Regions from separate parts of the Mus musculus genome. Here regions 2, 3 and 4 are each linked to region 1. The links are chromatin loops, found by intact Hi-C in ENCODE. Cell type or tissue: left cerebral cortex. All regions are shown on one strand. Each heading gives the region's core, and the rest is flanking DNA. Links, peaks and the distances in the headings are about the cores only.

Region 1 (5,919 bases), core at 445-5,444:
AAAAAAAAAAAACCAAAAAAGCAAAAACCTCCCTTCTAGCCCACCACCCACCAGAGGTAGTGGAAAGGCAAAGGAAGCTGTGGCCCTGTTTAGAAATACTTCTTTGGGATGAATCCATTCCTCACTGTCAGGATAGCAGCAGTTCAGTTCACGTTAATGTTAATTAGCAGCAGTCGTTCAGTCTCCTTGCAAATGCCATTCACAGATCAGCAATGCTAATTCTATCCAGAGAAACAATAAGGCTCTGCCAATCTGCCCGAGTCCTTGGAAGTGGCAAGATGTCTCCAGACACCACCAGAACTTCTTTGGTGTGTTTTTCTCTATGAAGTCATAACAAAAAATGATCAGCAAAGAAGGCCAGGCAAACCAATACCACACAGTGTTGTCCACTGTCTGTTGGGTTACATTTATCCTTTTTCCAAACATTACCTGTTCTCTCAAGTGTCTGCTCTAGCAAAACATCACATGCCCTTTTTCCAGGCTGCTTCCAGAAAAACACATCTTTTCTCAGCAAAATATCCTCTCATGTGTCTGCTTCAACAAAACCATCATCTCATAAGACAGTTTCCAGAAAAATATCACATGACTCAACCGAGTCTCCAAAGAAACCAGAAATTTCCACTTTAGTGCTGTAAAATATATAAAATATAGGCAAATCTAAGAAAACGTAGTGTTAAAGGGAAAAGGCAGTGTGGTATAAAGCTGCATCCAAAATGGTACAACTTACAAGGAACTCAGGTCGTATGGTGCTCACGTCTCTAGTACATGAGCAGCACTGTTGTGAGGTAGGAAAGGGTTCAGTGGACTCCAACTAATCAGTAACACGGTCTAAGATTTTATTTCTCTGTATGTATTGTATAATATTTGAATTTGATAAAATTGGGTAGTGAGTACATTAGTATTTGTTGTATTAAGCCTCTGCTTTTCTCAATGTTTGAAGTATTTGTTAGAAAGAGCATGCAAAATTTAAGAACAGGAAAATAATCTCTGAACTCTGTAAATAAGTGAAGTTAACACTGCTTTTGTGTACTTTAATTGGGTTTTGGGCTTTTTTTGTTACATTATTCTTTTAAATATGTATTTACTCTTAGGGATATACTTTCCTAATTTATTTTCTACTGTTAATAGGAAGTCCTTATATTTTTAACCTGCTTTTAAAGTTATCTGCTAAGAATGGAATTCCAGTGCTGTAATTTCTCTAATGACATGTGATTGTACCATATGAATATCTAAAACTATGAACATTTTCTGTCTTTAGAGTTTTTATAAAATTATTTTATGCTAACAGCTTATTTATGAATTATACAACTTTATTACTTTGCTAAATTAAAATGGTATTTTTAGTTCTCTGTCTTTTCAAAACTATATTGAACTTTTTCCAAGAATTGGTCTGAAGAGGTGGGAAATAAGTAATGTGTTCTAGTCCAGCAATTAAGAACCCGGTGTGGGAGCTAGAGAGATGCTCAGCTGTGAAGAGCATCTGGTGCTCCCCATAGTGATCCCAGCCGTGGAACTCCAGTTTCAGGAACTCTTCCACCCCATCACCCTCTGCACCCCCCAGCATGCCCCAGTGCACACCCATACTTTTCAGGCACTCACATACACATACATTTTTTTTTTTAAAGTCTTAGTTTTGGTTATACATTACCTTGAAAAATCATTTGGGAATGTGTGCAACAGGATAACAGTGTCAAGACTGCAAATAGCTGAGTTTTTTCATGTTTATTGGTACAAGGGAAATTTAAGGTCATTTATAAAAGGTGGCATTATCTGCACAAGGTAGGCCTGCAGCAGGGAATTGGCAGGGGTGCTTGACTGCCCTTCCTGACGAGGGAGAGAGATTTCTTCAGCGGCTGGCCATGCTCCAACAACCCTGAAATGAAGCTCATTGGGCTAACACAATTATGGACATAAAGGAAGACTAGACAGGAAGAAGAGGGTCTGTAGGAGTGGGGGGGGGGGCAGTAAGAGAGTGCAAATGGTGTGTGTGAATGGGATCAACTGCATTATCTATGTGTAGCAGAATATTATCATGAAACCCATTGTTAGGTCTAATTAATGGATGCTAATAAGCATGCCAAAAAGTCTTATGTTCTCTTTTCTCTACAGACAAGCAATCATCTTCTTGGACCAAAGCCCTTTCCACTGGACAGATTATTAGCAATATTGTATAGTATAGTGGACAGCAGAGTGGCTCCAACAGCAAATATCTTCTCCCAGGTAGGCCTCATGCTGGCTTCTTCCCTACCATCCCCAGTCAGTTCTTCAGGTAGTATGGAAGTCTACATAGAGATTTTTGCTCAACAAATGTTAATATTTTAACTATACAATGAATATTGGTTTTAGTAAGTACAGTTGGCCCTTTTTAGAGCTAGGTTTGGAATTCATGCATTCAACCAACTATAGTGAGAAAAAAAAGACAGTGACTCTCTTCTATGCTGAGCATATACAGGCCATTTCTTGTTGTTATTTAATACAAATGTGAATATAATGTAACAACTGTTTATACAGCACTTACGTTAAGTTATGTTTTATAAGTGATGGATGATTTAAAGTATATTGAAGATGCTGTTCATTGTATGTAAACATATGCTGTCTTATATATGCTTGTGCATTCTCACCTTGGCATGTATGGGGTCCTGCATCCTCGGGACGTGCTGAGGGGCAGCTCTATTAACAATTCCAGACACAGGCTCTTTGGGACTCATCACAGAATTTATAAATGATAAAAAATTAATTTAATGTTTCTGATTCATTTTTTTTCAGTAATTTTTAAAATTATTGCTGATTAAACAAGTAGCTTGATGATTAAATTAATGAATTAAAATATATAAGCATAATTTAATGGAAGCATCTTTTAAATGTGTTGGAAAATGATCTATAATGTCTTTATTTCTCATAAATATACTCTAACGGTTGGTATGCTATTACTGTTATTTGGTCTGTTTTGCAGCAGAATAGCTAAATTCTCAGCATTTCACTAGATGGCAGCATAAGCTCAGAAATAGAAAATGAGTATTTTGGTTTGGGGATTTTTTTGTTTTGTTTTGTTTTTCGAGACAGAGTTTCTCTGTGTAGCCCTAGCTGTCCTGGAACTCACTCTGTAGACCAGGCTGTCCTCGAACTCAGAAATCCTCTTGCCTCTGCCTCCCAAGTGCTGGGATTAAAGGCATGCGCCACCACTGCCTGGCGGGATTTTGTTTTTAAGTAGTTCATTCACTTTTAAAGAAAATTCTGTAAGTTTAGTCATGCTAGATTTCTTAAATGTCTCAGAAAGACTTGGTGAGTATTATGAGTAAAAAAGGCAAATTGATGTAAATGACTTCTCTTAGAATACAGTCAAGTCAGATGCACTAAGCAGTTTGTATGAAGGGATTTTTTTTATGGCTGGTAATATGTAAGTAGTTAAACTTACATAATAATTATTTCACTATAAATTTGATCTCAGGATAGATGTCAGATTTTACAACATGTGATAGTAGCTTTTAATTATTAAAGACTTAAAGTACCAAAAATAGATTGTAGTCTCAACATTGTTGACATCGGATCTAGATCATTGTCTTTATAACATAAGACTTTATATGAACATCTATAGAAAGTTAGTGTGTACAGAGTCTGAAGTTGAAGGAAGGTATTCTAGTCAGTTGTTAGGCTGTATAAACAATTAGCAGGTGCTGAAAGTTTTAAGAACTTAATTCATCTTTAATCTGTGTTAAAAGGTTTTTTCTGTGCTTTTTTTTTTTTAAACTTGCGGTTTCTGAAGCTCTGGTCCTTATTTACTCAAGCATAGACGTCATTAGTACCTTCCCGCTTGATTCTTTTGTTGACAAAGGGTTTTGTCATGTTGCCCCTACTATATTTACCATCCTTCTGCCTTTCCCTTCTGAGTTCTGGATTCCTACGTTTGTAGCACATGTCCAGCCTTTATTACTGCTAGCAACTTTCTCTATACAACATGCATGGTTTTTATTTGTTTCTGCTACTACAGTAACTGAAATGGACGTCAGGTGCTACTGTTACCTTTAAACAAAGTCAGCTTAGCTAGAAGAGAAGAAAGAGGACTTCCTAGCAGAAAAGAAGCAGCGTTAACAGTGTATGTGACTATAATTCTTAGATTCCCCCAATTACCTTTTTGAGAACTAAACAAGGATACGTTTTTTAAACTTTTCCTTTGGGAGTTTGCAATTTAATTGGGCAAGAGGGAGAGTGAAGGGGAGGATACATAAAAATAGTATTAAAAGGCTGTAAAGGAGCGTGTGGGAGGCTGGAGAGGCTCATGAGAGACTAAAAGCAGAAAAGGGTTACTTCTGCATTGTAGGAAAGATGTGGCAGCTAAGGTGAAGGGTGGAGCGTGACTGGAAAGCTTGAGCCGACTTAAACAGTAACTGTGCGGAAAGGAAAGGCAATGCAGTCAGTTGACATTTAGATACAGTTCAGAGAAGGGCAGAGGTCGGAGGGAGGACCAAAGTTAGGGGACTAAGCAAGGAAACACTTGTCCGTGGCTGCTGTTCTAGGAGCTTGGGTGGCATTGGATGTGGCTGTGTGGTAATAGTGTCTGTGTAGCCGTCATTGCAACACTTCTGCTACTATTGCTGTTCCAGGTGTCACCCTGCCACACAGCACACCTTGTGCCTTGTATACTGTGCCTCGAGTTACCAGGGCATCTTATTTGTTTAGAAATAGACTCAGCAGTTTTACTCTCTAAGGAAAAATAAAAGTTACATACAGTGAGAGGTTTCTGATGTAGAGATTTACCAAGTTCTGGGTCTTGACTCTAATGAACAGTATAACCAGTGTCGCCGATCCTTGTGTGTACATCACTGGTACTAACATAGTTAGGAACAGCTTGGCTCAGAGTGTGTCTTTATCTGGTAACTTGTGGCAGTGGAAGTTGTTCATCTTTTGTTACCTCTTCTTATTAACATTTAGTATTTATAGTGTTTCGGATAGTGAAAGCATATAAATGAATATGCATATATATTTGTTTATAAAATCTTTTTGGAACTTGGTCATTCTAATTATTAGGATATAAAATATAGGAAAAACCAAGAGGTTAAATATACCTAGGCTTAAGGATTAGACCTAAATAACTTTAGAAGTCCCACAGTCTTTACATATTCTTAAAATTTCAATTTCTTTAAAATATCCATCTCTTTTAAAATCCAAAGTCTTTTTACAATTAAAAGTCTCTTAACTGTGGGCTCCACTAAAACAGTTTCTTCCTTCAAGAGGGAAAATATCAGGGCACAGCCACAATCAAAAGCAAAAGTCAAGCTCCAACCGTCCAATGTCTGGGATCCAACTTACGATCTTCTGGGCTCCTCCAAGGGCTTGGGTCACTTCTCCAGCCATGCCCTTTGTAGCACACGCGTCATCCTCTAGGCTCCAGATGCCTGTACTCCACTGCTGCTGCTGCTCTTGGTGGTCATCTCATGGTACTGGCATCTCCAAACTTCTGAGTTCTGGATTCCTACGTTTGTAGCACATGTCCAGCCTTTATTACTGCTAGCAACTTTCTCTATACAACATGCATGGTTTTTATTTGTTTCTGCTACTACAGTAACTGAAATGGACGTCAGGTGCTACTGTTACCTTTAAACAAAGTCAGCTTAGCTAGAAGAGAAGAAAGAGGACTTCCTAGCAGAAAAGAAGCAGCGTTAACAGTGTATGTGACTATAATTCTTAGATTCCCCCAATTACCTTTTTGAGAACTAAACAAGGATACGTTTTTTAAACTTTTCCTTTGGGAGTTTGCAATTTAATTGGGCAAGAGGGAGAGTGAAGGGGAGGATACATAAAAATAGTATTAAAAGGCTGTAAAGGAGCGTGTGGGAGGCTGGAGAGGCTCATGAGAGACTAAAAGCAGAAAAGGGTTACTTCTGCATTGTAGGAAAGATGTGGCAGCTAAGGTGAAGGGTG
Region 2 (5,919 bases), core at 622-5,621, 780 kb after region 1:
ATTTAAATCAGGTGTACGAATCCCTTTAGTACAAGTCTCCAACCTGCACTTGGAGGGAGATGAAAACAGGCGCCCCTCTGGGGCTTCTGCTGTTTTGCTTTTACATCTCCATCAGTTTCACAATAGCTACACAAACCCACAGCGCTGCATTAGACGTGAAGCCCTAGGAGAATCACACTTCCGGCAGCACAGATAGTACCTCTGGGCAAATCTCTCGAGAATGCTTTGGCGTAGTAGACAGTCTGCTCTCTGGAGGTATAGGCGTTAAGATGAGCGCCCATATTCTCAATCTCAAGTTCAAGGTCTAACTGGGACCTCTTTTTAGTGCCCTTGAAATAAAGGAGAAAGCACAGTTAGGATACTCTCCCTTTACCCTTCATATAGTCTAAACGTATCAGATAAGAAGTATTCTGAACAGAACCCAGTGTCAGTCATGCAAAGAGAAGTTTGTAAAGTATACTTGGTTTCAAAAAATACCCATTAAAAATGGCTTGTGTATATCCCAAAAGAGAACCCATCCTTCAATGTCAAAAAGTAATTATCATTAATTATTTGAAATACAACACCGAGGAAATAAAACCGGCATGGGGCATGTTATGAAGCAGCTCTTGTCCCTCTGGTACAGTGTCTGTGATGACACCCGCCCGCCCTCTCCTAGAGACCAGTGGGGAGCAGCCAGCGACTTGCCTTGAAGGCCATGTGCTCCAGGAAGTGGGCGGTGCCGTTGTTCTTCTCATTCTCATAGCGACTTCCCGCATCGATCCACAGCCCAACCTGAAGGAAAACCAAGCAAATCAGACAAACCCCCACATTTGGAGACATGGCGGCCGGCTCAACAGTTAAGAGCCCTCGCTGTTCTTACAAAGGAACTGAGCTAGTTCCCAGCACCATGTTAGGCAGCTCACAGCCATGTGAGCTCTCTCCTCAGTGTCTGCGACTGCCTTCGCCCTTCCTGGGTACCTGTACTCACATGCACAGTCCCATAAAAAAAACAAAATTCAGTTTCTGGACACACAAGGTCATCTCATTCCTTTTTCTGGAAAATGTTTTCCAATCTGACCATGTCTCTTTGACTACAATGAAATGACAGTTCATTCCTATAACCTGAAACTTAATTTCCAGCAGGCTGTTACAAATATCAGACTCAGCCAGGTGGTGGTGTTATATGCCTTTAATCCAAGAACCTCAGAGTTCGAGGCCAGTCTAGTCCAGGGCTATACAAATAAACCCTGTCTTGAAAAAACAAAACAAAACAACAACAAAAACAAGTATCAGAGTCAAATTCTTAACATAGCTCATTTAGCACATCTAATTAATAACTGTGGAATAGACATCAGGGACTGTCAGAAAGTCAGGCTCAGATACAAGCATAAGCTTTATAACCTCAGATAGCCACGTGACTCTCCCTGAGCTTGTGTTGCTGACGGCCGTGGGAAAGTGGCCAGGCTCATGACCGTCAGAGGCAGATGTCAGCAGTGAGAGAAGGACATAAGCACTCGGTACCAAAGTGCACCTGGAAGGGAAGGTTCAAGCTCGGAGAACCCAGCCAACCAGAGAGCTGCAGCTGTGGCTGCTCCCTCCCAGACAAGGTGCCGACTAAAGACTGTAGCAGCCAGCCGGGCAGTGGTGGCGCACGCCTCTAGTCCCAGCACTCAGGAGGCAGAGGCAGGCGGATTTCTGAGTTTGAGGCCAGCCTGGTCTACAGAGTGAGTTCCAGGACAGCCAGGGCTACACAGAGAAACCCTGTCTTGAAAAAACAAAACAAACAAACAAACAAACAAAAAAGACTGTAGCAGTGACTTACTGTGCACGTTGAGAGCCCAGAGTTTTCAGAAGCTACTCTGAGTCCATTTTCCAAACATGTCACTTGTGTCTCGGGGACATTCAGCACAACCTGTGGGGCAGCCTGTGTGCTTCTTAGTCGGTCCCCTCCAAAGTACAACGGCTGACGGGAGGAGGAGGGAAAGAGAGAAAACATTACTGTCCTGGTGTTCAGTGTCAAACAAAACAACCTCAAACAGACTCATTCCAAAACCACTTTCCTAGCCCGGGGTGGATGTAATCTGCTATGTGTGTCTGTGTGTGTGTGTCATTGGCAGAAAGCGCGGAGAATGAGGTCCCAGTTCTGGTTCCACTGGGCTCTAGCAGTAGCCTAGGAAATGTTCCTTAACCAACCGCTCTGTCAAACAGGCAACACTTGAGAGAACATGCCTTTCTCTCCAAGAACGGGAGCAGTTAGCACATTACCCTTCAACAAGCACCCTGATTCAGCTACCTCTCCTACAGATGCTTCATATTCACTAAGGACAAAAAGTCAAGAAACTGAAATAACAATACAAAACTGACTGTGTAGAAGTGAGACAGACGGGATGCTCCTGTTCACAAAGGACAGACAGAAACAGGACAGATGCTTCAGAGGCTCTCGGGCCAACTGGTTTGACTACAGACGCTTCAGCAGCTTTTTCATGTTTTCATATTGAAATGAGAAAAACGTATTTCCTAAACCCTGACCCAAAAACCTGAGACTGACCTAACCGCCAGACACAGTGGTGGTTTGAATAGGAATGGACCACAGAGGCTCACAGATTTGAACACTTAGTCATCAGAGAGAGAGACTACTAGAAGGTTGGAGGAAGTGTGCCACTGGGGTGGGTTATAGGGTTTAAAATGCTCAAGCCAGGTCCATTATCTGTCTGTCTGTCTGTCTGTGTCTATCTCTTGCCAACCCAGATGTAGAACTCTTGGCTCCTTCTCCACCACGTCTGCCAGCACTCTGCCATGCTTCCTGCTCTGATGATGATGGACGAAACCTCTGAACTGTAAGCAGCCCCAGCTAATGTGTCTTCCTTTATAAGAGTTGCCATGGTCGTGGTTTCTTCACAGCCACAGCCACAGGTACTTAAGAAATGTGTACGAGCCCGCACTGTCCTGCTTCTGTGACCCAAAGGCTTTCTGCTCCCTGATCAAATAATACACCATGACCTGACTGTGCCCTACTGTGTAGGGGCAGGCGGATCTGAGGCCAGCCCGATCTACAGGGCAAGATCCAGGACAGCCAGAGATGTTACACAGAGAAACCCTGTGTAACAACGATGTCTCAAAATATCAAAACCAAAAGCAAACCCAACTTCAAATTCATAAAGCGCTTGTCCTAGTTTCCTTTTCTCGAGAGAGAACAGCCCGACATACAATAACATTGGTAATAGCAAACTAACAGACAGACAGACAGACACACACACACACAGAGAGAGAGAGAGATCCCTTTGGAGCAAGACAACTCTCAAATAAGGAAAACGCTGGGATAAAACTCGGATGAACTGAGGTTGACGCTGTCTGGTTTGGGTGTCCATGGGCTGAGGATGGCGCTGTCTGGTTTGGGGGTCCACGGCTCCTTTTCTTACCTCCCGCGGGTGGCGTGGAGGGGGAGCAGCCGCCCCGCCCCCTCTGCGCCCGGCCGCAGCGCCCCGGGATAGCGGATCCGGAGGCCCGGCCCAAAGCACACCGGGAGCCGCCGGGGCACGGCGGAGCGAGACTCACCTGAGCAGCGGCGCGGCGAAGCGGAAGCCTTCGTGTAAATCCCCACAGGCGCCGCCGGGCCTCTGGCAACAGCGTCCGGGATAGAGCGGCCGCCGCCATCTCTGCGGTGGAGAAAGTGGAGATGTACTTCCGGGTCATGACTCCAGGCCCCAGAACTAGAGGCTGGCTCCACCCTGTGGCGGCAGCAGGAATTGCAGTCTCTGAAATTCCTTTGATTCTGTGTCTGGGCTTAGAACCCTCAATCCCTTCACCCTTTGACTCCCTCCCCAGTTCGCTCCAAATAATCAGGTCTGTAGAAATGATGTGCAAGACACACAAGGGACAAAGTGAACGGAACATGTATCCCCAGGCGGTTGGAGTTAATCAGAGAGATCCAGTGCGGGAGGGACAGACACATTGAAGGATCTATCATGTTGGTCTTCGTTGTTCTAATGTTTATAGCGTTGCTTATTCTATTCCATAGGAATACCTTTGCCGAGATTGCTACTAAAAGACAGACGCTTTACAAACATAATCTTACATTCTGTTACCATGATTTAATGTTATTTACTTCCACGTCTTAGGGCTCTGCCAAAACAAACTGCTCTTACCCGTTCCTGGGTGCCTCTTTATCCACATACACTCTAATGAAACTAAAATTTGTCAAATAGCCACTTTAGCCAATTGTCCCAGGGTTTGAGGCTTAACGAAAATAGCAAGCACTTTTTAAAATTAAAGCTTTTTATTTAACTTATTATGGGGAGGGGGTGGGTGCATGCCACTCCAAGCTTGTGGAGGTCAGAAGACAACTTTATGCAATCAGTTGCCCCTTCTACCTTTGCATGAATTCTGGGGGTGGAACTCAGGTGGACAGGCTTGCACTGCAAGTGACTTTACCCGCTGAGCTGCCTGCAAGCCCCTAGCAAGCTCTTTTCTGTGAGGAAGCGACTATTACTTTGCTAATTTTACAGTGGGAACTGAGGTATTGGCTGCCTAACAGGCTGTTTAACACTAAAGAGTGTGCGCTGTAACTTTAGAAGTTGGAGTTCTGTCTAACTTGACCCCTTGTTGCCTAATACCTAATTTACATTATCGTTCAGGTATCCTTTTCCCACCCAGCCTCCTCTTTTAACTATTCACCATTTAACAACAAGACAGGAAAATCCGGGCCGGGCGTGGTGGCGCACGCCTTTAATCCCAGCACTCGGGAGGCAGAGGCAGGCGGATTTCAGAGTTCAAGGCCAGCCTGGTCTACAAAGTGAGTTCCAGGACAGCCAGGGCTACACAGAGAAACCCTGTCTCGAAAAGCCAAAAAGACAGGAAAATCCCTTGGGCGCCTCATTGTCAGTTTGTAGCTGTAATGGTGACAACCAGTCAAACGTCCAAACCAGGAACTCCATGTCACCTTTGGTTCCTGCCTCTGACTTTCCACTCTGACTTCTTGCTATTTTATCGATAGCCATTCTAAGTGTAGAAGTTTAGACAACTGCCCTCCAGCTGGCGGCGCTGTTTGCGAAGGTTGTGGAACCTTTAGGCAGTAGAGCCTTACAGTAGAAGGCATTGGGCACAGACTCTGGAGGTTTCATAGCCTGGTCCCACTTCCCGATCTCCCTGTTTCTGAGCTGTGATGCAGCTTGATAGCGCCTGTTCCTGTCGCCCTGCCTTCCCCATCACGGATGGATGGAAGCCCTCTGGAACTGCAGGTTATTTTATCACAGTGACAGTAAAAACAAAACAAAACAAAAACTAGAAAAAATGGAATCTCAACATAGTTTGAATTTGCATTTCTCTGAAAGCCGTGGGTCGTGAGCATTTTTTTGTTCAAATATTTGTTGGTCATTTGTACTTTTAAAATCTTTTTCCATTTTTGAATGTATGTGTCGTGCATATTTTTGGTGGGAAGGACCACCCGTGAATGCGTGTGTTTGGTGTGTGTGTGTGGTGTGTGTGTGCACGCGCGCGCGCGCGCGCGCACGTTACATGAGAAGGTCCCAAGCTAACGCTGGGAGTTATCCTTGACCACTCTCCTACCTTGTTCATGGAGTCAGAATCTCTCACTCAACCTGAGCTCACTGATACGGCTCGTCTCTCCAGCCGGTTTGCTCTGAGGATTCCCTGCCCACCCTCCATTTGTACAGTAAATATGTTCACTACGGAGCCATGGCCCTGCCCCCCGTTTCTGATTTTAAGGGAAATGCTTTCAGTTTTTCTCTGTTTAGTATAATGTTAGCTCTAGGCTTACTGACTGTATTATAGTCTTTATTATGTTGGAGTATGCGCCTTCTGTTCCTAGGAGGATCGTGAAGGAATTTCTGCATCTACTGACAAGGTTGTGTGGTTTCCATCATATTGCCTTTACAAGGTATATGTTTACTGATTTAAGCCATCCTTGTATCCATGGGA
Region 3 (5,919 bases), core at 509-5,508, 860 kb after region 1:
GTTGGTGGTGGACTCGAGCTTGCAGTATTCACTGGTTTGAGGCACAAGGTCCTTGCTGTGGCAGTAACAGACTTCAACTCAGCACTTAACGCTGTCTCATGAGCAACTGCAAATGCTCCCAGGAGTTAGGATTGTACAGAGACAGGCCACTCAGTTCGTGTCAGGAAACCATTAAATACCTCAGCAAGTATCTTCAGTACAGCCCCTCATATTCATTCACTAGCACTAGAATCCTTCAAATAGTCCTGAAGAGCATGGCCAGTCTGTCCACGATCATAACCAAACGTTTGCCCCGTAAATGATCCACATCCTCGGAAGGTTCCAGACTCTACTCAATCCCCAAACCCCAAATCTGAACTACTCCAAAATCTAAAATTTTGAACATCGTGTTGGATTAGAGCTGCTCACTCACTTTTATTGTTTAACTCCATCGGCTGAAAGACCCCTTTTAAAGGCAGGCAAACGCTCCCGTGTGCTGACTTAAGACTGCCTTACTGTTTGAGTCTTTGATAAAAATAGGAGCAACCGATCAGAATTTCGGCTTTATTGCTAAAGCTTTCTCTTTCACATCCACATCATGATGACAGGCTAAAGCTCTCATTTTCTGGGCACATTCTTCTCCGTATAACAGAAAAAACAATGACCCTTTAGCAAAAGGAATCTGATTAGCTAACCGGCCTTCCACTTTGAGGCAGTTGTTTATATTCTGAAACAGTGTAAGAGCCCGAAGAAGAATCTCATTTGCTACTTGGCCGTCATAAAGGGAAAGGAATGAAGAATCCACCTGAAAGAGGAAACAGCGTCACTGTCCTATTTTAAAACAGCATCCATTAGTTAACACTGTAAAAGTCTGACTCCAGGCAAGCGTAAGGGACATGTTTCATTTTTATTCCATGTTACAAGTGAAAATGACGTTTTGTTAGGGGAAAAACTAAGATTTCTTTGGAACTCCAGAGTGTAGCCATTTGGGAAACCAACCCCTTTAGGATCTATCCAGTTTTTGTAAGAACACATTAGTTCAATCAGCATTAGCTCTTACACACAGTTCTGGTAACAGGACGGAGCAGATGGCTCGATTTCTGCAGACGGCTCACACCGCCTGGCCTTCTTCAGAGCACAGGGACTGTTTCAATGGTTTGTTACATGTTTTCAACAGTCTTGCTAATTTGTTACATGGTTGCTTCTCCTAAGTTCCATGGGAACACTAAGAACTTGCTGGTGCTGGCTGAATGCTCAGGACCGAGCCCACACAGGGGACTCACTCAGTACAGTTGTTTCAGCAAATGCTGAGGTACACATGCACAAAAAAAACAAACTTTAAAATGCAGTGACAGAAAAATACTGCAAAGTGGCCAGAGATGGAAAGTCTGCTGGTGCCACAGAGAAGTTTTAAAAAACAAAATATGCTTAATACTCATCTTCAGAAATAATTCCTGTGAATGTTTTTGGGCATACCTTTGCAGATCTATTTGTCAAAATCTCTGTATGTGTGCACTAATGAACCGGGTAGGTAATCTACTTACTTGGACACTCAGTAGTCCTTCTGTCATGGCTGGATTCTCAGACAAATTCAAAAGCAGCTTCAAAACCTGGACCTGCCAACAGAACACTGGGTTTACTGGGTCAGTAAGCGTGACCTCCTCCCTAGGGTGCCATCCTCTTACCCCACTTCCCCGTGACTCCTGTCTGCACCTCGGGACCTAGCTCCGTCTCCTCCATGAAGTCTCTGCTCGGCACCACTGTCAGAGAGGCCGTCATTACCAGTGCCCATCTAAAACCTCACTTGTCTGGTTCAACCGTTGGGGAGACAACAAGAACTAAGCAAATGTCTTCTCTGTACTGTCAGCATGGTATATGTTAAGTCATCCTTTTCCCTGTTTGTATATGTGTGTATACATGCTTACATGTATGTGCATGGGGAGGCCAAAGTCTCCTTGCCTACTCGTCACTGAAGCACGGTCCTCAGTTGAACCCAGAATTCACCAATTCAGTCTGGCCACCTTGTTTTAGGGACCCCCATCTCACAACCCCTGTGCTGGGGTTACAGGCAGGCCACCTGCACCCCATTTCCAGGGTATTTGAACTCTTGATCTCATGTCTGCGTGACAAACGCTTCACACATAGAATCACCTTTCCCGCTATAAATCTGTTCATTATGAGTGTAGGAGAGGAGAATCTGGTCTCGGAAACAATAGAAACCGCTCATTGAATCTTTTTGAGTGTATATATGTATGTGCACCATGTGTGTGAGTGCCTGCAGACGTGAGAAGCGGACACTGGAACCCCTGGAACTGGAGTTACCAATGGTTATGTGGTTGCTTGGAACTAGGCCTGAGTCCTTTGCAACACATGCTCTTAAGTGCTGAGCCACCTCTCCAGCCCCAAGATGTCGCTTTGTAAAACATTAACCTACATATTAAATTACAAGACATGCAATTAAAGGGAGAAGAAAGAGGGGACAAAAGCCAAGAAGAAACACCACCACCACTTCTCACTAGACCCAGGAAGGACCCAGAATGTACATTTTTATAACAAATTAAACAGGCAATAGATACCGACCATAGAACTTTGGAGGAGAGGGTGATGGGGATCAAACCTAGGGTCCCCTACCACCCTACCAGGGCACCACCCTACCAGGGTCTACCTTGGATCTAGACTATTACATCATACTGTATGCCTCCAACTCCTTTGGTCACACGAAAACTTAATTATTAAAGTGAAGATGTAAAGCTTTGGTTAGTCTCATTTTTTACCATCTTCTAAGTTTAGTAAAATGGACACATGGTCATGGTAAAACGTCAAGCAGTGCAGAAGAGAACAAGGTAAAAACAAAAGCCTGATGCTAGAGGCCCAGCCTGTCCCAGAGTGGGGGTCCTGCTGATGCTAGAGGCCCACCCTGCCCGAGAGTGGGGGTCCTGCTGATCCTGCCCCAGAGTGGGGGTCCTGCCAACCTGTTTATGCAGGATTGGGTTGTTCAGGCAGATGCTTCTAGGGAAATTATGAACTCTTAGGACAGCCAGAGTGACTTCTGACCCTTTGGTGCCCTCCCAAGAGCGACTGGGACATCTCAGCTGGCATGATGCTGTCAGCAACACTAGTGCCAGTCTAAGAAACAAAGTGCCTGCCTGTAAAGTCGATGAAGCCTGGAGCAGAAGAACAGGAGCAAGAGCTGTGTAAGAAACAGACAGCTTTGAACCTAGGAGATGGCCTGCTCACAATCAACCAGAGACAGGAAGGGCGACAGCTGGCTAGTGTCTGAGATTGCTATCCTCTACAGGCTAAACACATTTATGGGCTACAGTTCCCTTTGAAACACTAAGTTCTGGTTTTCCCCTTTCTTGCCACAGGCGCCACCTTGTGGTGACCCAGGCCATTTATGCGGTTGGCTCTCACTGCAGAGAGCAAACACTTCCCAGGATTTTGTATTTGTTGAGTCAGTGGTGCAAGCACAGATGGTTAGAGCGCGGCGAGTTCACCACCACAAGTGAAACAAGACCTTTAAAAGTCACTCTGGGGCATCCCGAGGAACATGCACGATGGGCACAGACAAATGGACGACTATGGAAAAGTTCATTTGCAAGTCAGAACTTTACTCTCAGATTCTACGGGGAAACAATGCCATAGCAGGTGGCCAGGTTCCCATCAAAAGTTGAAAAATGCTAGGCAATGCTGTATAGAAGAATACAACAAAATGACACGAGCCATCTATTAAAATGTTGTAGACTTCATCAGCCAGACGAGACACATATCTACAGATCCAAATACCCCTGCTTGCCTCTGAACTGACTAGAGTTCTTCCTGGGCTCCGGGAAAGCAGCTGCAGAGACAGTAAAGGGAGAGGCTTTGCATACAGCACATTACATTACAGCGCAGAGTAACATTACAGCGCAGAGGCAAAGCATCTTCTTGGGTCCTAAAACGCTAAGTCATCTTCCACTGGGATGAGCGATGAGGAAGGCTGGAAATAGCCTGGAGCTGGAGCTGGCCTAATGCTTATGTTTCATTTTGAATGCCTGGGTATGCCTTAGACCAGATCCAAACAAGCTGGGCTACAGGAAATGTAGAAAACCCATGTGCCAACACCTCAGAAGCACTGGACCACAGTGAGGCACTTCCTTATACAGTTACGTCCTGATAACCCCAGAAGTACTCAGATGATGGCAGACACTTGGGGCACATCATCATAATAGTCCTTCCTAAATACTAATGCAGCCAACAGTGGTACCTACCTACACATCTCAGCACCTGGGAGGCTGAAACAGGAGAGTCGAGAGTTCAAGACCAGCCCAGGACACACAGTGCGGTCTCAAAAATAATAATAAAAAAAGAAAGAGAGGAAGGAAGGAAGGAAGGAAGGAAGGCAGGCAGGCAGGCAGGCAGGCAGGCAGGAAGGAAGGAAGGAAGGAAGAAAGGAAAGAAAAAAGACAATTCGACTTGGGGCTAGCTAGAGGACTCAGAAGGAAAAGCCCTTGTAGTAAAACCCAGCAACCAGACACAGTTCAAGTCCCCAGCTGGAGAGATGGCTCACAAACATCTCTAATGGGAACTGATGCCCTCTTCTACCATGCAATATATGTATCAACAAAACACACCCATATAAACAAATAAATCTTAAACAAACAAAGTTGTCCTCTGATTTCCATGAACACACTGTGGCACACACCCTTTCCCATCATATATGCAAATAATGAATAAAATTTAAAAATAAAACCACATCCCGTGCATTCAAACACCCATGCATTTTGCTTTCAACTGTCTGCTAGAACACAAGTCTACCATTACAACTGGCCAATCTACATACTACCGTGTGCTTTAAAAACATAGCAATGAGAATGGACTTTAACACGAGAGATTTATTCAGACTTTCTGATGTCTCCTGAGGTCTTAGCGGCCAGCATCATGTCTGCTGCCTCCTCCATTTGTACAACTGGACAAATGAAGCCTTCCTGCATCTGATTCCCTTCACTTCACACCACACGGCTGCGGTGCAGGAAGATTTCAACAGATAATGGCTGAGTCAAACCATTTTGTGAAGAGGGTAATGGAGGGCTGGGGACATAGCACAGCTGTGGAATTGTTCCTTCTTCAGGACAATATAAAACCAGGCAAGGCAGTGCACGCCCATGACCCCAGCACTCTGAAGTATCGGGAGGATAAGAAGCCCACGGTCAGCCTCTGCTACGCGGTAAGACTGAGGCCAGCCCAAGAGTTTCATCCTCCAAATCCATGCACAGGCTGTAAGAGAAAACTGATACCACAAAGTTGTCCTCTAACTTACACATATGCTTTATACCACACATCTACCATAAACACACACACAGAATAAACATACATACACACACACACACACACACACACACACACACACATACACACACCATATAAACATATACACACACATCCACCATAACACACACATACACCATAAACATACACACACACACACACCCCTACCATACACACACACACATTCACCATAAACAAACACACACACACACACACACACACACACACACATCTACCATAAACACTTACACACCAATAAAAAATAAAAGAATAAAACCTTTAAAAAAAATAAGTAAAACAGGGCTGGTAAGAGGCTCAGTGGGTGTACTGGCTAGTTTTGTGTCAACTTGACACAGCTGGAGTTATCACAAAGAAAGGAGCTTCAGTTGAGGAAATGCCTCCATGAGATCCAACTGTAAGGCATTTTCTCAATTAGTGATCAAGGGGAAAAGGCCCCTTGTGGGTGGGACCATCTCTGGGCTGGTAATCTTGGTTCTATAAGAGAGCAGGCTGAGCAAGTCAGGGGAAGCAAGCCATAAAGAACATCCCTCCATGGCCTCTGCATCAGCTCCTGCTTCCTGACCTGCTTGAGTTCCAGTCCTGACTTCCTTGGTGATAAACAGCAGTATGGAA
Region 4 (5,919 bases), core at 1-5,000, 730 kb after region 1:
TCTCCACCAATAATTAAATGTTATTGTACTACCACAACATAGGACAATAAGCACATGGAGGGAACAGCACTTGCTATCACGAAATCTCTAAATTCAAGATGCTGATATACAGCAAGACACATTATGACAGACACACTCGAGTCTTGTTAAAAATATCTAGAAAAAAAAGAGTAAAATGGCAATTCACTTCGTGGCTGGAATCATGGGGTCAAGATGAGAGTTTATCTCTTCTATCTCTCTTGTACCATCGTGTTTCAGGATTGTCGCTACACAGTGACAATCTGTAGCCAAGCTGCTACAACTGGGAAGGAGGGAACAGGGCCGGGAGGTAGAATTCACAGCCCACCTGGCTGGCCACTTTTTGAAGACCTGCAAGACTTCAGGAGATACAGAACCTCAGCGCCTGGTAAAATATTCGAGGGGGCGGACGTGAGGCAGACAGACAGACAGACGGGGCTGCGGCCCAGAGCGGTCACCGCTCGGATCTAAGGCCGGCAGGGCACCGAGGCGGCGGGAATCCTGCGCCTCTGCGGTGCCAGCGCCGGCCGCTCCCGGCCCGTGTCCTCTCACCTCGGATGGGCTTGTCGTCCTTCTCCTCCTCTTTGGTTTTCCGCTGGTCCGCACCTAGGTAATCCGGCATTTTAGAAGCCGCAAGTGCCTCCGCGTCTCGGTGATTACACAGCACCTTTCCCGCTTCCGCTGGTGTCTTCCCTTTCTCTTCCCCACCGGAAGTAGCTCCGCGCCCGGGCGCCGGTTCCCTGGACATCTGGGGACTGCACGCACGGCTGACGGGAGGAAGGGTTGTCTGGTGGAAGGAAACGCGTGTTCACCCCGCTCCCTCACAACTCCAGTCTTTTTTAGATACCCGAATAGGAACGTCCAAGATTAGCCCTAGCTCAGTTGATGACCTAAAATCGTGATTTAGTCACTAGTAAATAATACACATAGGCGGGTAGTTTATTTCATCTCTAAATAGTTTGCCTCGCAAGACTGGAAAGGCGCTACAGAGCAGGCCTTGTAGAATGCCTGGCAGTTTGGACGCAGTTAATTGGTGGCTAGATCTACAAATTGAATAAAGATAATGCATTTCTGTTAGGGAGTGTGTATCCAGGTTATACAAAGATCCACAACAAGAAAGGAATCTGGTTGTTATGACAGGAAAGGAGGAGGGAAGATTAAAAGATAGAGGGAAGGAAAGTAGGTAAAGAATTTGGACATATTTCTCTAGAGGAGATACACAAATGCCAATAAACGGACGCATGAAAGGATGTTAAAATCAAAAGCACGTCATTCTCTTTAGGATGGTTCCTCCTCCTCCTCCTCCTCCTCCTCCTCCTCCTCCTTCTCCTCCTCCTTCCCCTCTCTCTTTCTCTCTCTCCTTCTTAAGACTGGCTCTGCGTGGTCCTGGCTATCTAGCAACAGATCAGGCTGTCTGAGAACTTAGAGGTATCTGCTGCGACAAAGGCTGTGCGCCACCATGACCGACCCATGGATCACTATTATGTTTAAAAAGAAAGTTTGACCGGATGTTGAAAAAAAAAATAGATGCTGTTTACACTGTTGGTGTAAAATACTGCAGTGCTTGCGAAAAACTGAAAATAACTAAAATAAAATCTATATAAACTAGTTATCCTACTGCTAAATATCAAATGCCAAAAAGTTGGAAATAGGATTTCAAAGAGATCCGTGTACAGCCCTATTTATAGCTGCATTAGCAAAGGCCAAATGAAGAATAACCCAAGTACCCAAATACATAAGATGGGTAAACAAAAATGTGGTTATGGGAATATAGTATTATTTGGCCTTAAAAAAATAAATTCTGTGACCATTATACTAGTGAATACACCGCTCACATAGAGACAATGTTATAATATATAACATTATTAATATAACAATACAATGATATATAGTTATATGATTCCACTTTTATGAGGTACCTAGAGATTGGTGGTAGCTCAGCACTTGGGAGATTTAAACAGGATATTCACAAGTTAGAGGCCGGCCTGGGTGACAAAAGTGAGTGAAGTTCTTTTTCAAAATTATTTCCTCCGTCTTGCTCTCACGTGAAAAAACAAACAAAAAAACAAAACAAAAACCAAAACAATCCTTTTCACGTAGGAACTGATGCGTCTAGGAACTGTTCCTTCGAGCTCCTTGGTCTCCGGTCGGTTTAGAGTCACAGAGGAAGTAGGCGGCCGCGCGCATTGGCGCGAGGCCGTGGGGGTGGGGTTGGCGGCCGCGCCGTGCGAGCCCCATCCCGGAAGTGCTCACTGGTCGTCTCCATGCGCCGGCTCCGGGGCGTAAAGCCTAGGCGCGAGGCTCAGACCACAGGTAGTGCGGACGCGGAGGGCCCTGCCTGCCGGCCGTGAGCCGCGGCGTCCGCGGGACCAGCCCCAACCAGCATGCTGCTCCTGCCGAGCGCCGCGGAGGGCCAGGGCACCGCCATCACCCACGCTCTGACCTCCGGTACGTGCCCACCAACCCAGTTTCCGCCCTGCCTCGGGCGCCCCTGCCCCAGCCCTGTCCCTAGCAACCCCTGGCTCGGTAGCCTTGACCCCGGCAATCTGCTCCGGGACTCGGGGGACTGTGACGAGCCCCTGCTGCTCAGTGCTGTAATTTGAAGTGTCCCCGGTTTCTCGGAAAGGAGGGTGGGGGCGTCTTCCTTGTGCACCTGTGGTTCCTTCATCCTGGTGAGGCTGCTGACTCACGGAGCGGGCTGAACAGCTGAGGACCGAGCCCTCCTGTACCCCGAAAGGCCCCCTAAGGCACCCCCCCTGCCCACGGCGGAGCGACCCCGCTGCACGCACCCGCGTGCCGGGAGAGATACAAAGCCTTGTAAACGCTGTTCAGCCCTTCGCCTCCACCTTTGCTCCCGGCTGTGTATTTTGCTTGTCGGAACTCAGAACTTCCTCATTCCGTTGGAAGCCCCCTGTGAATGCTCCTGGACAGCTTGGCGTACACCAAGGATGGTTAAAAGCACAACTTAGCCTCCTGCTGTAGGGGTTTTGGTTTATAGCCCTGCACGCCAGAAAGTATTTCAAGTGTCGGGTCTCTCATTTTAATGATCTACATTAATTCCCATAGCCGCTTACCGTGGGCACTTGTTGAATATAATTTTTAAATGTTTCCCATGGCACGTGTTGCGTTTGTGTGTCGCGGTAATCCTGTAGTGAGGGAAAGGCTTCCAAGACACGGTTTTGAAAGCCACGCCCCCGCTACTCAGCCGGTTCATTTTCGCGTTTGACTCCTCTCCTGTGTTAGGTGGAGGAAATCTTAATATCATAAGCCAGTTAAAACGTGAAAAAGAAAGGGTCTTAGAAAATGATGCCCACAAATTGTGCACCAGAAAATTGCCCTTTGATTTCTTAAGAAATTAAAATTATGATCTTTTTTCCTGACACAGATTACCATTTTTTAATTTCTGTTATACATATCTACAGTTATTTATTCCATGTTACTTTCTCTACAACAGTTTAAAGCTTTAAAACTGCATTCGAATATTCTAGGAACTGGGTGAGATAGGTATTGTTTCCATCCTGAAATGATTCAATCTGTTTCAAGAAATTTACAGTTCTAGATTAAAGCCCTGAAATTCTGGGTTTACATCCAGCCTGTGTTATTAAGACATAGAAACGGTAATGAGTTCTCAGCATTGGCTTGGAAAATTGTCTATTTCAACAGATTATTGTTAGAGAATCCTTAGAATTATTAACCATTTTAATAGCTAATCTGTTAATAATTAAGATCGCATGAGTGTGCAGTCTTTGTTTTTTGGTAGCTTTTTATCATTTTTTTTATTACTATTACTCGTTTCTTGCCTTCCCTTCTCACATCATCAGGAAAATATTGATTAGCTGCTGAAATTATTTTCTTATGCTTAAAAAAAATAACTGATCAAGTGTTTTTGAGTGCCACACAGCATGTGTGCAGAGATCAGAAGAAAAGTCCATGGAGTCAGGTCTCTCCTACCTTCATATGGGTTCTGGGCATTGAGCTCACCTCATCAACCTTAGTGGCACATCAACTGGAAGAGACTGCTGGAATAAAAAGATGTTACCAATGATAATTTGTTACCCAGGGTGCAACTGGGATTTTTATAGTTGGTGGTTTTAAAATTATATTCTGACATCATTGTTCTGCTCTCCCTAAGAAACTGTGTGGCCTTGAAATAGATGTGTTCCATGCAATAAATTAAGTCTTACTGTTCTCCCTCACAGCCTCTTCAGTCTGTCAAGTTGAACCTGTGGGAAGATGGTTTGAAGCTTTTGTTAAGAGGAGAAACAGAAATGCTTCTACATCTTTTCAGGAACTGGAAGATAAGAAAGAGTTGTCAGAGGAATCAGAAGATGAAGAGTTACAGTTAGAAGAATTCCCCATGCTGAAAACACTTGATCCCAAAGATTGGAAGGTATTTGCTATGCAGAGCTTTCGCTCATTCAGAGCATCAAACTTAGGCTGCATTCCTAGTTTCCCATTAGTACCCTGTATTTTAAGGCAGTTCAACATGATAGTCATAAGTAAGCTCTTAATTGCTAAGCCCATAGTATGCTGTTTCAGCCATAGCTGTCAAGCAAGCCTTCACAGCGAAAAGTAATGTCTCTGGGAATGGTGATGTGCACCTATAAACGGAGGACTTGAGAAATGGAGATGGGAAAGTTAGAAGTTCAAAGGCCTTGACTACACAGCAGTTAGAGACTAGCCTGGGCTACATAAAGCCCTATCTTTTAAAAAGCAGACAACAAACTCCAGCAGATCTTTAAAACAGGAGTGGCAGTTAATGAAGTAGAGAAGGGAAAAAAGGCATTCTGGGTAGAAGACAGAATACCAGAGACACAGGAGTGAAGAATGTCTGACCACACATGGGGGATCAAGGCTGTGGAAAAGTAGGCCCAGAAAAACCTAGTCTAGATGTTTATGCTATATTTTTAAAGCTATATTTAGGAATGAATTAATATCCTTGAAGACATTAAGTCATCAGCGTTTCCCAGGCTAGCCTCAGGGAGATAAGTCACTGGAGTACGTGTAAGACTGTGTAAGTTCAGCCCCAGAACCCAGTTTAGAAAGTCTGGGGATTTGGTAGGGGAGCAAAGGGGACAGGAAGAATCAGAAGACTTGAGGTTCTGAGCAAAGCACGTTATGTAATCCCAGCACTGCGGTGGAAGAGACGGCTGTGTGTGCTTACTGATGAGCTAGTCCAGATGCAAGGTGGACCCCAGGCAAGTGAGAGACTGACTGGAGGAGGGAAACGCTTGACTGCATGAGGAATAACACTTGAGCGTGTGGTCTGGCCTCCACGTGCACACACACACAAGCTCACATGTCTCTAAGGTTGAAAAGAACCATTCTGTTGGCAATGTGGAAACTGAGTAATGTTCTGCACAGGCAGAGCCTGTTGATGGAGATGTGTAGCCAGGGTTGGAGGAGTAGACTAATGGTAGCCAGGGCTAGGATGCAGACTAAGGAACGTTGCAGGGAGTTTTGGGTCGAAATATTAGTAAAGTTGTCTTATAGTTGGTTGGACATTGGTCTGTGGCTCATTAAGAGTCTTTTGGACTCATGTGCATAAAATATCAAGAAGGCTGTATTGTCATCCACGACTGGCGCCTAACTTACATGACTGCACAATGACTTACATTCTTTTTCTTGTTGGTTGGTTGGTTGGTTTTGGTTTTGTTTTGTTCTTTTGATATGGGGTTTCTTGGTGTAGCCCTAGCTGTCCTGGAACTTGGATCTGTAGACAAGACTAGCCTTGAACTCATAGAAATATTTGGGCCTCTGCCTCCCAAGTGCTGGGACTTAAGGCATGCTGCATCACCACTCGCCTACTCATTTACACAGAGCCATTCTGTACAGAAGCTCTGGATTCTGCTACGGATGCTGCACTTCCGTTTGCTTGCTTGCTTGTGCTGCTAGAGATGG

Evidence for each region. Peaks named below come from ENCODE experiments on the same cell type or tissue, not always from the same donor. Only the 100,000 strongest peaks of a DNase experiment are listed, where the experiment ranks them.
Region 2: a loop joins it to region 1, with 3 times the contacts of the local background. A loop is called at or near these places in 3 of 42 quality-filtered maps.
Region 3: it touches region 1 in a loop (5-fold over the local background); 6 of 42 quality-filtered maps call a loop at or near these places.
Region 4: a loop joins it to region 1, with 3 times the contacts of the local background. A loop is called at or near these places in 8 of 42 quality-filtered maps.

Annotation. Positions count from the first base shown.
Region 1 is chr5:22,513,005-22,518,923 of GRCm38, reverse strand. Orc5 (origin recognition complex, subunit 5) reads left to right here. Exons shown (of 14, transcript NM_011959.3): 12 at 2,110-2,220. Among named protein-coding and RNA genes, the nearest start is that of Gm22887, 19 kb to the left of the region's middle. In left cerebral cortex, for the core only: a CTCF peak has its summit at 2,963 (motif pointing right); a DNase peak (open chromatin) is centred at 3,019.
Region 2 is chr5:21,734,895-21,740,813 of GRCm38, reverse strand. Pmpcb (peptidase (mitochondrial processing) beta) reads right to left here and starts at 3,654. Exons shown (of 13, transcript NM_028431.2): 1 at 3,538-3,654; 2 at 1,805-1,945; 3 at 688-774; 4 at 200-329. The coding sequence starts at 3,636. In left cerebral cortex, for the core only: CTCF peaks have their summits at 3,712 (motif pointing left) and 5,022; DNase peaks (open chromatin) are centred at 3,687 and 5,029; H3K4me3 peaks cover 2,009 bases; H3K27ac peaks cover 720 bases.
Region 3 is chr5:21,656,229-21,662,147 of GRCm38, reverse strand. Armc10 (armadillo repeat containing 10) reads right to left here. Exons shown (of 6, transcript NM_026034.5): 5 at 1,524-1,595; 6 at 1-784. The coding sequence ends at 530. Among named protein-coding and RNA genes, the nearest start is that of Armc10, 13 kb to the right of the region's middle. In left cerebral cortex, for the core only: a CTCF peak has its summit at 3,357 (motif pointing left); DNase peaks (open chromatin) are centred at 793, 1,066, 3,359 and 3,953; H3K27ac peaks cover 1,329 bases.
Region 4 is chr5:21,781,536-21,787,454 of GRCm38, reverse strand. It overlaps Dnajc2 (DnaJ heat shock protein family (Hsp40) member C2), which reads left to right and starts at 2,290. Exons shown (of 17, transcript NM_009584.4): 1 at 2,290-2,466; 2 at 4,218-4,408. The coding sequence starts at 2,403. It overlaps Psmc2 (proteasome (prosome, macropain) 26S subunit, ATPase 2), which reads right to left and starts at 708. Exons shown (of 12, transcript NM_001368661.1): 1 at 571-708. The coding sequence starts at 640. In left cerebral cortex, for the core only: no CTCF peak of the experiment used is centred there; DNase peaks (open chromatin) are centred at 732, 2,217 and 3,116; H3K4me3 peaks cover 3,158 bases; H3K27ac peaks cover 2,268 bases.